Linked DNA regions of Mus musculus: region 2 is linked to region 1. Evidence: chromatin contacts called from ENCODE Hi-C or POLR2A ChIA-PET data. All regions are on one chromosome and are shown on one strand. Each heading gives the region's core, a stretch centred on a gene start or an enhancer-like site at or near the end of the contact. The rest is flanking DNA. Distances are from core to core; before and after follow the strand shown.

Region 1 (7,778 bases), core at 2,108-4,607:
TGCCAAAACACAGGCACACCAGAGGGAATTCTCATGCCCAAAAGGGTCATCAATGGCTGGAATGTGCAGAGAGCGGACCATAGCCTTATTGACTCTCTGGACTGGAATCCTAACATAATTAATGAAACAGTACTCCCTGCTCCATACACCTGTGTGGGAGGGTGTTTGGTTTCAGCACCAACCCTTTCAAGAGCAGCTTCTATAACTTCATGGCCAGAACTCCAGGGAAACAGATGTTCATGCCATTCATCGTTCCTGGGCACATGGACAGTTCCTGAGAGCTTGGGTTTGGGTGGGGGGGGCATCTCTTCCCCATACCTCGGTGTGAGACCGGCCCTCCACAGGCTCTGGCTGTGGAATTTAACCTGCATGGAGGCTTCTAGAAACAGTGGTCCAAAGATGGACATACCTGAATTCAGGCAGAAACCGTTTCCTCTGTCACTGGCTTCTTTCCCCACCTCCTAGTTCTGTTTTACAGGTGAGAATGCTATTAATATCTGCTCTGTGTTATTCCCCAGCCTCCCTCCTTCCAGATGAGCCCAGCATCTCAGCCCAGTACACATCTAGCCTGATAGAGTCAGGGGTACAGTAACTGCTAATCCTGGCCCTGGCTGGACAATGATGGAAACCTGGGCACAGCTGACAGGAAATAATTAGTTGGTCCATGTGGAAGGGTCTAAGCCACAGAAGTTTGCAGCATCCAGATTGAGTTTTAGGGCTGACAATGTAGTAAGGTTAGTAAAGTATTTGTGTCACATACATGATGCCTTGGGTTTCTCTCTAGCACCAGATAAACAGAGAACAGTGGCACATGCCTCTAATCCCAGCACTTGGTAAGCAAAGGAGGGGAGATCAGAAATGCAGAGTCATCCTAGCCTATATTCCAAGTTTGAGGCCAGCCTGGAATACATGAGACCTTGTATCAGAAAATAAAATATAATTGAAATGTAAAACTAATTGTGATATAGAATGTTGGGCATGATACTACCAGCGATCTGGTGTGCCTTTTACCTGATGGCTCAATCTTACATAATTATAGAACAATATCAAAGCCAAGGATTTGATGCTGGTATGATGTACACATGTAGTTCCATGTAGCACAGCCAGGACACAAAACTGTTACATATAGTAAATGTCTCCCTTGCACTATAGTTGTACAATCTACCCACCCCTTATCGTCCCCATCCCTAACCCCTGACCACCATGTTGTGTCTTCTATTTCTAATTTTGTCATTTAAAAAATGTTATACAAATATTCCCTTAAATTTCTGAGTAATAAATATTTCATGGTTTGAATGTTCAACAGTTTGTTTGACCATTTAACTTTTGAGGGATATCTTGGCAGTTTACAGCTTGTGCTATTACTATTATTACTACTATTACTATTACAAACTGATGGGAGGCATAAACAGATCATTACGTGTGCATGAATTTCCATCTCTCTGACTTAATTCTCCGGGAGAACATTTGCTGGATCATAGGATAAGTATATGTTTGATTTTCAAAGAAGCTACTAAACTATTTCCAGAGTGACTGATGATCACATTTTAGGTTTCTCCCATATTTGCCAGAATTTGATAAAACTTTTATTTTAATTATTTTAGCAGCTGTGTAATGACACCGCAGTGTGGTTTTAATTTGCATTTCCCTAATGACCAATGATGTTGAATATGTTTTTATGTATTTACGATAAGTCCTTCACATCTTTTGCCTATTTTCTAATGGGATTGTTTTCTTTTTAGGATTTTTATTTTTTATGTATATGGGTGCTTTGTTTGCCTGTGAACCATGTGCATGTCTGGTACCTAAGGAGCCATAAGAGGGTGTCAGATACCTTGTCAGATAACTGGGGTTACCAATGGCTGTGAGCTGTCGTATGATGCTAGGAATCAAACCCAGGTCCTCTAGAAAAGCAGCCAGCTTGTGTGTTCATATGTTTGTTTGTTTGCTTGTGTGTTTTTAGGCAGGGTCTCTATAAATAGCCTTGGCTGCCCTGAAATCCACTCTGTAAACCAGGCTGTCCTGGAACTCACAGAGATCTACCTGCAACTGCCTCCCAAGTGCTGAGATAAAAGGCGTGTGCCACCACGCTGGGTTAAGAGCAACTAGTGCTTTTAACTGAGCACCTCTGATTCTTCTCTTAAAGCAGTTTGCAAATTGTTTTGTCTGAGATAAAGTCTTACCGTGTAGCCCTGGCTGGCCTTGAACTTGCTGTATAGCCCAAGTGGACCTCAAAATCAGCTGCTGCCTTGGTCTCGGGAGTGCGCTGGGGCTATGGGCATGTTCCAGCTCCAAGTTCTTTGTGCAGTATCCTTCAGAGCACTGTCAGTTGTGGATTCCAAGGCCATCATTGCTTCCACATGGACATCAGCCCAATCTTTCATTACTCAGCACAGCCACACCTTCCCCGTAGCACAGTGCAGATGGTTTTTCTGACTCTCTGCTTCCTCAGCCATTTCCTGACCCCCAGAATCAGCCTAGATTTTGTGTCTAAGCTTCTTCTTGACCTCAGGATATGTTGTGGACTGCATGAAAGGTTTAGAAATTAGACATCTTTCCCTGGACCCACATGTATTGTGAAAATATAGAAGCTAGGTAGTTGCTGTGCATTCCCCACCCTCACCCCTGCCTCTAGTGTACCAACCAGTGTGATGTGTCTCTTATCCTGAACAAATGGGAAAGTCGGTGTGGTAGTCTGAATGAAAATGGCATCTATAAGCTCATTTATTATTTGAATACTCAGTCCCAAGTTGGTGGAACTATTTGGGAAGGATTAGGAAGTGTGGCCATATTGGAGGAGGTGTGTCCCTGGGGGTGGGCTTTGAGGTTTCAAAGGCCCATGCCATTTCCCGTTAGCTCCCTCTGCCTCATTTTTATGGCTAGGCATGTAAGCTTTCAGCTACTGTTCCTGTACCATGCCTGCCTGCCTGATGCTGTACTCCTTACATCAAGGCCATGGACTCACGCTCTGGGTGGGGCTGTAAGCCCTCACAAGCTGTTTCTTTTTCAAGTTGTCTTGGTCATGTTGCCTTATCACATATTAAAAAAAAAAAAAGTAACTAATACAGTAGTGGACTCTGGAAACAGGACCCTCTGAAAAATCCTGGTCTCCTTTGAACGTCACCAGTTTGCAGCAGTAGATGGCAAGGAAATATGGAAATGTGGGCGAGCCAGCCACAGGAGGAAGTATTAGGTGTACTACCCACCAGGACAATAGCCTTCACTTGGCAGTCAGTGTTTCTGGAAGGTTATTTTTAACTGCCACATCATAAAGTAAACGTTTGCCCTTGATAAGTGCCCTCCCTGTTCACTGGCTTGTTCTAAACTCTGGTCAGAGAGATTACCGGAAGAGCCCAGGAGTGATAGGAAAGGGGAGTCTGGGTGAGGGCTGCCAGCTGAGATATCCTTGACAGAGCAAACAATCAACCTGCCCTGTGTGCTAGAGCTTGCGTCACCTGGTCATGAGGGGCAGTGGAATTTGTGGAATGGATTGTCCTCTTGTGGTCACCCAATATCCCCGAATAATAGGAGCACACATTCTTAGTTTTATGTAAGAGCTAATAAGGACTGCTCTGCCCAGCTGAGCAGAGGCAGGGATGGCAGCAGATGCCAGCCTACATGCCTTTCTATCCTTGCTTTCTCCTTCCGCTCTCTCTTAACCCCAAGGAAGAAAAAAATGAGGATGGAAAGAGGAGAAAAGACAGACCCACTGTACAGGGGTCATTAGAAGTGTGACACAGCTGTTGGCAGATAAATATGGAGAATGGAAATACAAAAGACTGGGTTTCTCACTTATTAGAATGTCCCTTCCCTCCCTACCCCTCCCTCCATTCTTCCCTCCCGTTCTTATTTTATTCTTACATTCTTATATTCTTATATTCATTATATCCCCAGCTGGCCTCAAACTCCCTGTGTAACTAAGGATGCTATTTTCAATGTCTGACCTTCCAGCCTCTCCCTCCAGGGTGCTGGGATTACATGTGTATGCTACCGTACCTGCTTTATGAGGTGTTGGGCATGGAACCCTAGGTTTTCAGGCATGCTGGCCAAGCAGTCAACCAGCTGAGTTCATCCCGCGTCCAGAACTTTCCTTTTGTTTCACTGTTGAATTTCCTCAGTGACTACCTTCCTACAACAAAGGACTGAGGGATGATGTAACTATTATAAGCTGAGATCATCTGTTTAGATTTAGGAACTGAGAAAATTGCCTTCTCCAAATATAACATTTGAAGGTTGTTGTTGTTTTTTTCCTCCCCTACATATAATTAAAAATCAACTTCAGCTGGGTGAGACAATATAAGACCTTGATAATTCTGCTCTAAACAGTTCAGAAGTGAAAAAGTCAGGGTTGCAAATTTCCAGACATGCTTTGCTTTGTATGGCTTCAAATTTTTTTATTTACTTATTTTCTTATTTAATATATATTGGTGTTTTGGCTGCACATTTGTCTGTGTGATGGTGCTAGAAGCCCTGGTACTGGAGTTACAGACAGGTGTGAGCTGCTGTGTGGATGCTGGGAATTGAACCCGGGTCCTTTGGAAGGGCAATTGGTGTGCTTGACAGCTGGGCCATCTCTCCAGCCCATGTGGTATCAATTTCTATCTGAGGCCGGCTCCAGTGTTTCAGAATTCATCTCCCCAAAGCAGCTCTTTCTTCCTACAACTCCTGAAGAGGGTCCACAGGGCTGTCTACAGGGCCCAGGAGTGGTTGAGCAGACAGGGGGTTGTCAAGGGCTGCTTGGCCCAGGCTTGCCTTTCAGAGTTGATTCCAGCAGCAGGGTGGTGGGATTAATTGCTCTGTGGATTTAAACGCCATGAGTGTTTGCAATGAAGGATTTGAGGACAGACAAGGGGGCAACAACTGAAATGTTATCACTGCATCTTCTAAAAGGTTAGTCCTACCTTCTGAACTGAAGATAAAGTTTGCTTAAGAGAGAATTTAACTCATTCTGAAACGTGAGGCAAAAACATCCGAGTAACGATAAACTAATTTATACCAAAATGTGTGAACCCAGGCAGGAATAAAGTTGCACAATGCCAAGTGTCAGGTGAGCTAAGAAGTCATTTTATTTCCCTGCAATTGAATTAAATTTACTCATAAGCCCTAACTTCTGCTTATTAACAGAAAACTTTGTCTTTTCTGATTGAAGATAAATTCACTTACTTCTTGCTTAAAACTCTATCTTTTATGAGTTCTTAGTCCATTCAGAATATTCCTTTTCTTGCCATTCATGGTTCTGCAGCTTCCCATGTAAGATTGCAACACCAGAGGCTATGAAGTCCCCCTGTGCGGACATGTCTTGTAACATAGCTTTCACTTTGGATTCTGCCCCACGTTCCACCCCCCAGCTAATGCTCACAGTCTCACCCAGCTTTCTGCTCCTAGTCTACAATTTGTCAGAGCATTTCCAACCTTCTGGCATTTTCTTAGCCAAACTCTCGCTCAAATGGACAAGGAGGATGTGGGGAGCCATGAAGAGACCACAGGGGCTCTTCCATCGGATGCGTGGGCATGGGAGAAGCATGAGATGGAATTATCTATCTGGTGCACTCTCCATGAACACGCCTGTGACTATTGTTACTCTAACAGAAACTCATATTGACCTACAGATCTCTGGGGATATTTCCTTACAGAATTTCCAGTGGGGAGCTGAGGCCCGAGTCTTATTCTGAGATTCCCCAAACCAACTGAAGTTTCCGTTGCTTGCATCCCTGGGGTTTTTTACCTGGAAGCAGCTGCCACCCTGACTCTTTACTCTCCTTCATTATTCATTATTCCGTCTCCAGCACCCTGGGGTCTCCTTGTTTTCTCTACTCAAGGGTTCCCTACAGACAAAGTGATATAAGGATATTTAAGGCTACGATGGATATTTAAGCCTAAATTTTGATGGAGACCCTAGGGTATTGAGTGTCTCCTAAGTCAGTTCAAGGCACCAAGCCCACGTGTACTGCAGGTGGCCGGCTTTTCTTTTTCCTAATTTTGTGTGTGTGATTTTGTTTTGTTTTGTTTTGTTTTGTTTTGTTTTGTGAGGCAGTGTTCCTCCTTGTAGCCCTGACTGTCCTGGAACCCACTGTGTAGACCAGTCTGGCCTCAAGGAACTCGTAGAGATTTTCTACCTCTGCCTCCAGGGTGCTGGGATTGAAGGTTTGAGCCACCACATCCAAGTGAAGTTCTCATTTGTAACGGTGAAAAGAAGACATAGGTTTGTAGGTTATCTCATTGCTGGAGTATTTGTATAACATGTTTTTTAAGTTTCTGCCTCAGCCCTTATTAAAATAAAAGTGAGGACGAGAAAGGCCCTGTCTGTAAGTAGTATTGCTTGCAGGACAAACCAGAAGGCATTTGGAAAAAACTCTGGTGGCTTCTGTGGTTTCTTACGTGGTGCAGACTGACACAGGGTAAAGTCTAGCTACACACTTGGAGGCTGTCAAGTCACAGCTCTTATCCATTTCTCTCTTCCTATGTCATCAGCTTCATGAACATCCTGCAAGTTATGGTTGTAGCATTAGGCTACATCGGCTTCTAGAAGGTCAGTGGACAGCACAGCCTGACTTCATCCTTCAGGCTGTATCTCGTCTTCATAGGCTTGTAACCCCAGTTCAGGGCTTTCCTTAGCCAACTCCCACCAAACAGGAGGAAGATGTGTGTGTGTGGCTGCCTTCAGTCTCTGCTGTTGTCTTTTATAGGCAGGCAATGTGCCTGCTGTTCTAGAAGAAGAAGCTACAAACACCAGGTAGAGAGTGTAACTGGAGAAGAGATCCAGGGAGAGAGTTTGTCTCTGGGTAAAGCCTCGTGAGCTTTCCGACTCAAGTTCATGCAGGATTCCATGGAACTGAGTGTGGAGCATCCAGGAGCAGATTGACAAGTGCCCCAGCGTAAAAGTGCCTCCCTGTGCTGTCACATGAACAGTGCTCTGGGGACCTGGCACTGAGCATGTAGTGTTTAGGGGAAGTAGACTCAGACATATAAGAGCAGGAAATTTGCTGAGGCATGTACTTGCTCTCTCATGTTGATATGGACACTGTGACACCGTTTCCTGAGTTGTGACCAATAGCAATAATGTTTGCTTAACTTTGCAATTTCTGATTTCAGTATTCTGAATGTAACATATGTTGGATTTTTTAAAACAATGGCAGTATAGGATTTTCTCTATTATATATAATAGATAGATAGGTAGATAGATAGATAGATAGATAGATAGATAGATAGATAGATAGATAGATTTGGTTTTTAGAAACAAGGTTTTTCTGTGTAGTTCTGGCTGTTCTGGAACTCTCTCTGTACACCAAGCTGTCCTTGAATTCACAGAGATCTACTTGCCTCGAATTCCTGAATGTTGGGATTAAAGGTATATGCCACCACTGCCTGGCTACAGGATTATTATTAAAACATTATCCAAAAAGTGACCCTGAAATAATTTTGGGGGAACATTTGAAAATTCAATCCTAAGATATAATTCAGTAGTCGGATATGGATTTAACAGATTTGTATTTGTAAGACCCAGCTCAATATCTTTTTTTTTTTTTTTTTTGGTTTTTTTTTTGAGACAGGGTTTCTCTGTGTAGCCCTGGCTGTCCTGGAACTCACTTTGTAGACCAGGCTGGCCTCGAACTCAGAAATCCACCTGCCTCTGCCTCCCAAGTGCTGGGATTAAAGGCGTGCGCCACCAACACCCGGCCCCAGCTCAATATCTTGCATCAAAAAAGCAAACAAACTAATACAGCCAGGAGAACGCTTGTGATTCTAGCTACTTGGGAGGGTGAGATGGTTTGGGAGTT
Region 2 (7,778 bases), core at 1,717-4,216, 210 kb after region 1:
TTTTTGTATATAGACATCTCTGCATTACAGTGGCAAAGAAGCAAAGTATATATTATGTTTTCTCATCTTCATTTTTAAAGAGATTTATTGTTTTATGTGTATATGTGTGTGTGTATACATACCATGCACACACATACACACCCCCCACATGCACGCCTGGTGCCCATGGAGGTCAGAATGGGACGTCAGGTCCTCTGGAACCGGAGCTGCAGGTGGTTGAGCTATCATGGGCGCTAGAACTGGAACCTGGATCCCATGCAGGAGCAATCAGTGCTCTTAGCCGCCGAGCCACCTCTCCAGCCTCTCGTTCTAGGTTTTGGATGCTTAATTTACAGAATTAATACTCCTCCTCTGAGGAAATGGAGCAGCCCGTGTGGGGGCTGTAAGGCTTTGTGTGGGGCCTGTTTTGTTTTGTATTTTTAACACAAAATTCCACCAGTTCCCATATCGGCATGGTTTGTAGGGAAATAGATGGCAGTAGCATTTAAAACTATTCTACTCCATTGCTGTTGAGAACGCTGTGGCTGGTGGGTCCTTTTAGACAGCTACGACTCCTCGGCTCACCGCCTCCCATTTCTGCTGAGCTTCAGTTCTGGAGTTCCAGGTTCCTCTCTGGCCCTGTCTCCTCTCATCCTGAGAAAGATTTCCTTTAGCATTTTCCTCAGAATAGATCTGCAGTGATGTGGGTTCGTCTGTATGTCTCTAGAATATTCTCACTCACTGGATGTGAAGTCTGGGCTGGCCGTCTTTTGTCACATATGCAGACATGTTTTCTGTTCCTTCTGAGAAACAATTTCCAGGCATTTAAATGTGGCTGCCCGCTTCTGCTCACCACACGCCTGTCATCACTGCTTGTGGAGTGTGTGCACGGAGCTGCCCAGGGCTGTGGGTAGATGGGGCATTTTCAATCACTGTTTCTTTAGTTACACATCAGTTATCTTATGCACACTAACTCTTCTCTTAGCATGATGATTCAGTGTTAGAGTTTCTCATTCGCCTGACTCCCTGAAGCTCTGTCCTTCTCATTGGTTAGTTTGTGTCCGTCTGACCTCAGGTTCACGCTCTTAGTTCATTCCTGCCAGTGATTTTGTTGTTGTTTCAGATTATCATTTTCAGTTCTAAACTTTCTGTTTTTTAGTTCCTTTTTGCTCGAATCTTCAAGTGATTTTGCTCTTATCATGAAGAATGCTTATTTAAGAAAGCATTTTTAAAGACTATGGTAATCCTAATGTAAGCATTATCTCCAGTCTAGCATCACTGTTACCCTTTCTGGCTCTTTATACCTGAGTAACTGTATATTGTATTCTGTGCTGCGAGGCCCTGGTCCTGCTGGCACAGCCCTCTGTAGAATGGTGATTGAGGCAGGCCTGGTTACTGCAGGCCCAGACCGTAAGTTCCGTCTCAGTTTTGGATAGTGTGGTTCCAGCACCCATTTCGGTTTGGGAGCCTCTGTGAGGTTACAGAGCTCTGTACTCACTGAGCCCCTCTGGCTTTAGTTTGGGACTTGAGCAACGTTTCTGACACACCCAAGTTCTCAGAGCCTTTGGTGTACTCTTCGTCTCTCCCTACGTGTGCCACTTAAACGTGAGCTTCCCCCAGCCCCGCACGTGCCCCTCACCCTGAGCGTTCATGCCAAGTTCCAAGCATCTTCTGGCCTAGCTCCGTCCTCTCCTGGGGTTTTCCACACAGCCTTTGGCTCCCAGAGATTCCTAGTATCAGTCCTGTAGCTGGACAGGCAACCTGTGCAGCTATGCAGGAGCTGTGAGGAGGAGGGGAATGGAGTGGGGATTCCCTCACACTCTAGGCCCAGGGCTCCTTACTCCAGCTCCCAGGAAGGTTTCTGGGGTACCTGCACCACCACTGTGGGGTGGTGTCCGTGAGTGGAGGCAGAGCTGGGAGAGGAGAGAGAGAGAAAGCACAGGCCGCACCAGCCACCCAAGCCACCTCAGCTCTGCAGACGAGGCTTTCTCACGTTGCCCTGAGGTCGGCAAGGTATGAAAAGCCTGAAACTCACCCCTTCGGGTTGTCAGTGTGCACTCTTCTTGGTCTCGGAATCCCCACCCCCCAGGACCCCAGGATTTAATGGTAACATGCAAAAGAGGGAAGCTGTGGCAGTTATGACATCGTGGCCCACACCACGATGGAGGTCTCCCACTGGAGCTTGACAGAAGGTAAACAGATTGGCATTTCAGAAGAGTCCCCCTGGCAGCTATGTCTGGAGTTGGGCAGGATGGGAGGAAAGTGCAGTCACTGAAAGTATGATGCACAAGTATGATCAACATCCATCCTATGAGCAGTTTAAGAGCTTTTTGAAAGAGTAGTTGTTGTTGTTTAAGAACAGGCAGGAGCTGGTGGTGGCTTAGTTGTGGAGGGTGGAAGAAGAAGGGTGGTCAGGAAGGGTCCCAGCTCCAAGTTGCTGTGCACAATGTCTGGGAAGATGGTTGACCTTGCATTTTACCGGACCTTAACTGGCACCAAGGGACCATCTCAGATAATTACACTGACATTCTAGTTACAAGTCTCCTGGTGGAGAAGTGGGGCAGGATTCTTAGCCGAGATAGCTCGTGCTGGAGGTGTTGGACATCACCATCAGGCCCAGTCACCTCTGCTTCTATCAGGTTACACAATGTGGGATGGAGGTCTGGCCTCGTTACCATCTGAAACTGCCTTGACTTTCTAGAGCTCAGCCAAAGACAGCAGTTAACATGCAGGGTCCTGGATCTTGCATTTACAACAGAAGAAACAAGCCTGTCAGGTAGACATGGTTTGCCAGGTCTAGGCAGAAGCCTGAACTCCACTCTGCCCCAGCCAGAAGGGCTACATTTTTCTTAGGATAAAAACAGCCAACAAAAGCTAAGTGTTTTTGTACCAGTGTTTTGGGGATGCTGCGGCACAAGCCTCAGAGCTGCCACTCGGGGAAGCTAGGGTTGCCACCCAGGCACCTACTGCAACAAGTGCTGGACTCTCAGACGCTGGCCTGACCTTGTGATAGCACAGAAAACAAGGCCTGTCCGTATGGTTGTCTTCCAGTGTGCGTGCATTTGAGCCTCATAACATTCCTGAGAGCTATTTTAAAGTACTAATTGAAACCAGCACCCTGGAGCCAGACAACCTGGGTTTAAGCCTGGCTCTGTCACTTACTGTATGGTCTGGGGCATGTCCCATACCCTCACTGTGCTTCTCAGTGAGGCTGGGACGATACCTGTGTTGTCGGGCTGTCGGAGCCGTGATTGAGTAGTGAGACGCTGCTTCTGCCTGCCACAGAGCATGGGATCAATAAGACATGATCTCATCGAGGCAGGTGGAGCTGTCCTCTTGCTGATGGCACAGGTGAAGTGGCCTCCTGGCAGTGATCAAGTCAGAGCTGGTCTCCGACTCGGAGTCTGTGCTCCTCTGCTGCTGAGGGAGAAGACCCGGCAGGATGTTTCCTGTGCAGATGGTGTGTTGAACTATGTTTAGAAAAAGAACGCACATAAATAGCATCTCACACAGCCTGGGTTAGCAGTTTGTCAGATGTGAAGCTAAGTGGGTGAATGTCAGTGGCCTACAAGTTCCGTAGCTCCCGGGAGAGACTAGTATAGTATTAAAATTCTCTCTTTCATGGGCCGAGGAGATGGCTGCCGTTAAGAGCACTTGCTGCTCCTGCAGAGGATTCCCTGCAACCATACTGAGTGGCTCACAGCTCCTGTAACTCCAGCTCTTGGGGAATCAGACTCTCTCTTCTGGTTTCAAAGGCATCTATATACACACACGTGGTGTACATACATACAAGCCGTTACATGTATAAATGATAAAGAAAATTTAAATATTATTCCCTTCTCCTGCCCTAAATGAGTTCTGTTAAAGTTGGATTTTGTTATTTTTTAAAAAGGATCATCCTGGCACAGAAATGTTGGCAGCACTGCTGGCTTCCCCCTGATGCCTGCGGTTGCTCAGAACCTCTTCACTATAGTCTCAGCCCAGGTCTCCATAGTTAAAGACCTGGTGATCAAAAGCTGGCAGGCATTGCATCCACATACCTAACGGTGAGGCAGGGCCGACTGGGTGCCTGCCCAGTCTCTGCACTGCCTTACTGTAATGTACAGAATGTGCCCAGGCTTCTGTGCTGTGTTTGTGTGGCTCTGCCCAGTGTCCACGCCGTCAAACACCAGAGCTGGGTCTGGATAGAAAGACCCAGCTGACTGGACGTGGACTCTGGCCTCAGAGTGCCATATGAGTCCCATGCACCAAGCTGCCTACCTCCCAGCATGCGCACTGCTTAGGGCCTGAGAGCCAGCAAGCTGACTCCAGCAGACTAGCAGAAGAACGGGGGACCTGGGTATTAGTAAGGCTTATACAAGCACCCCCACCTACTGGGCCAGGTTGCCCACCCTGGGTCAGACCTGAGCAAGGTCTTGCTGTATAGCCACAGCTCCCCTGGAACTCACTGTGTTCCAGGCCTTGGCCTTGAACTCACAGCCATCCTTAAGTGCCAGGACTGCAGGAGCTCACCAACATGCCTGGCTGAGAAGAGTACTCTCTGCTAATACTTTGAGTGCCCAGCCTGGCAGCTGTACCTGCAAGGTTAAAAAAGACCAGGGCTGACTGGGCGACCTGACCTGACCTGGCAGTGTCTGCTGTTTCCCACCCGTGTTGCCTTCAGCTTGTCTCTTCATAGGCACAAACTTATCCAAGCTCTGTGCTAGTGGGCAGCTTGTTACTGAAGTCTGCTGCGCTGTCCCACAGTGATGGCTGCCAGCGGAGGATGCTTTTGGGGGGGAGGGTAATAGCATAATTAACCCTAATTACTTTTTCCCTCCCACTCATGTTACCGTGGGCCGAGTCTTCTGTTGAGGAAATGCTTAGACACCTTACAGCTTTTCCCTTAGAAGTGAGGTTTGTGTCAGTTAAGCTGCCTGTAGCCACGGAGATCTGGAAAGTTGAACTGACAACAGGATGTCACTGTTTAAGCCAGAGCTTCTCTTCAGAAATTAGTAGTTAGAGGCTTACGTTACATAGTTGTGGCAAGCAGGTCCAGATTTAGTTAAAAGGCAAAGCTGAGTGGCTTTCTGATACAGTGTCACCATCAGTGTGTGTAATGGTCATGTGAGAGCCCATCTGGTGATGCATGGGCCTGAGGTGGGCGCATCCCCAAGTCTCACCCTCCCCGCTGTATGCGGAGGACTAGATGAGGCAGAACCTGTAGCTCATAGTAACTGCCCAAGGCCAGCTATCCAGCTCAGCTCTCAGACCGTGGGTGCTGGAGGCCCTTCACTCCGGTTCCGTGGCTGCTCGTTTGTAGCCGAGGATGTTCACCCCGCCCCTCCTTTCTTGCTCGTGGTATTGTGCCTAGTAAGAAAGAAAGGACATTGAATGAGAAGTTAACAAACCAGTTGGAAAGGCAGAACTGTATGCAGCATTACACAGTGAGGAATATGACTAGTGCGTGTATAATCAGGTGTGGGCTGGGGAACTCTGAATAGGCTCAAAGAATGGCAGTTGTAGACATTCAGGGAAAGGCAAAGGAAAAAGAAAAAAAAAGTTCTGATTTGAGTCATCAGTCCCCACAGAGCTGAAGAGCTTTTAGCTGAACCTTGACGGCAAGGGCGGGGCCGGGAGTGCCCATCCACATTCCAGCAGCAGCCCTGGCTCAGCTTGGCTCTGTGTCTCTCACCATTCTAGGCTGAGCTTATCGGAAGCCTTACCCACAAGCTGGAGAGCCTCCAGGAAGCCAAGGGGAGCCTGCTCACGGACATCAAGCTGAACAATGCCCTGGGAGAGGAGGTGGAGGCTCTGATCAGTGAGCTCTGCAAACCCAACGAGTTTGACAAGTACAAGATGTTCATAGGGGACCTGGACAAGGTGGTCAACCTGCTGCTGTCCCTGTCTGGACGCCTGGCCCGCGTGGAGAACGTCCTCAGAGGCCTTGGTGAAGACGCCAGCAAAGAGGAAAGGGTATGTGGCCTAGCAGGTTACCGTCTGAGCCCTCTGTCCATAGAGACACTTCTCCGGGATGACCATCGCTGTGGGTTGAGAGAGCACCTGCTAGGCAGGATTCAGTGTGGATACTCTGGGCAGATGCACAGGGCCTAGGGCCTCTCCTTCCTCGCAGAGATAAAAACACATTAGACGCTTAAAGGAGAGGAGGACCACAGAACCACTGGGATAAGAGGGCAGAAGTGAGCTTCAGGGAATCTGCACGATGGGCCCAGCCGTGGGCAGGTACGTGGGCACGACTGTGCTGTCCTCCACTGGAGGGACAGTGCTGTTGTGACAGACACTTGGCTTTGCGCTTCATGTGCAGTGTCCTGAATCCCTACCATGCTGCATTAGTGCTTGACCTCTCTAAAAACAAAAATCTCAGTAGAAAGAGGACAGCTGACCCAGTCAGTACCAAACTCAGCGTCTCCACGTGCCATGATGACAGGGGGAGGGGAGGGGAGGGGAGGGGAGGGGAGGGGAGGGGAGGGGAAGGAAGGGAGGTCCATAGGCTTCAGAGCTGCAGTGTTTGATCTGAGCCGCAGTGAGGAGTGTGCGAAGCTTTGATGGCGACAGTGCTAGGAGCTCAGGCTGTGCCTCAGACTTCTCTTCATGGTGAATCAGACACAGCATGTTTAATTCAAGCCTCAGAGTGATTAGGGAAAGAACTGTCAGAGTGGGGATATTGATAAAATTCACCCACTAACTTTGTACTGTTTTCTAGGATTATTATAGAAATCCTATGAGCTAGCTGGGCGTGGTGCTGGCGGTGGTGCTGGCGGCGGCACACACCTTGAATCCCTTGGAGAGGCTGAGGAAGGCAGATTGCTGAGTTCAAGTCCAGCCTTGTCTACATGGCTTTCCAAGCCAGCCAGGGCTACATAGTGAGCCGCCACCTGACTTGTCAGATAGGGGATTTGAGGCAGAGTCACGTGACCCTTTAGCAGTCCTAGGTCAGGTAATTTGTACTGAGGGATGTGTAAGTCACTGCACTTCACGATTGGATTCCATCTTACATTGTCTCACTCATGTTGTCCTGAAAGGTCTGAAAACTATTCAATTCAAAACTCTTTTAAAGTACTTACTGTGGCGTTTACACTGTGTCGGCATATCAGATGCAGGACACATGAAGTATTTCCAGGAAGTCGATGGGCCCCGAAGAGGCGGCAGCTTACTACTGGGCTGGTGTGGGAAACTCTGAAGTACGACACCAACGTCCTTCTTGAACAGAGTTTTACTCATGGATAGAGGCCAAGCAGCAGCCCGGGGTGGCAGGGATGTTGGTTTTGTTAAAGATGAGGAATATATCCCCATTGTTACAGATTGGGAGGCACGGAGTTCAGAGCCCTGCCTGCAGATGGTTTAAAAACCTTTTTTAGCATATATATATATATGTATAAATATGTATATATATGTATATGCATATATATATATGCTAATAGGCAAATACACACACATATATATAAGCTAATAGGCATATATATATATATATATGTGTGTGTATATATATATATATATGCTCCCCATGTGCATTACCAGAAGAGGCCAGAAAAGGGCATGGATTGTCCTGGCCCTGGAGTTGGAGACCATTGTTACTGCCATGTGGGTGCTAGGAATTGAATTCAGATGTTCTACAACAGTCAGTCTGTGCTCCGAACCAGGGCTCCATCTCTCCAGCCCCCTGCAAAGTTTTTATTCAGCAGATGGAGAGGTGGGGCACAAAGTACTCAGAGAACTTGAGGATTGGCTCAGTAAGTGTAGAGCTAAAAAGGGCAGGTTGTTACCACAGCCATTTACCCACCACAGAGTGTTCAACATAA

Evidence for each region. A loop is a pair of places that touch in the nucleus more often than their neighbours do. ChIA-PET counts read pairs that join two places held with the same protein, here RNA polymerase II (POLR2A).
Region 2: POLR2A ChIA-PET joins it to region 1 with 16 read pairs in Patski. The contact joins two enhancer-like sites. A Hi-C loop is called at or near these places in 1 of 37 maps with a recorded cell type or tissue (mouse trophoblast stem cell). POLR2A ChIA-PET finds 5 or more read pairs at or near these places in 3 of 5 experiments (Patski and embryonic stem cell).

Annotation. Positions count from the first base shown.
Region 1 is chr5:92,742,639-92,750,416 of GRCm38, forward strand. The region is part of intron 1 of Shroom3 (shroom family member 3); the gene reads left to right. Among named protein-coding and RNA genes, the nearest start is that of Mir1961, 42 kb to the right of the region's middle. Within about 2 kb of position 3,358, at least 1 of the 3 ENCODE cell types and tissues checked has a DNase peak (open chromatin) inside an H3K27ac peak, as active enhancers do.
Region 2 is chr5:92,956,430-92,964,207 of GRCm38, forward strand. It overlaps Shroom3 (shroom family member 3), which reads left to right. Exons shown (of 11, transcript NM_015756.2): 10 at 5,662-5,934. Among named protein-coding and RNA genes, the nearest start is that of Gm36764, 49 kb to the right of the region's middle. Within about 2 kb of position 2,967, at least 1 of the 3 ENCODE cell types and tissues checked has a DNase peak (open chromatin) inside an H3K27ac peak, as active enhancers do.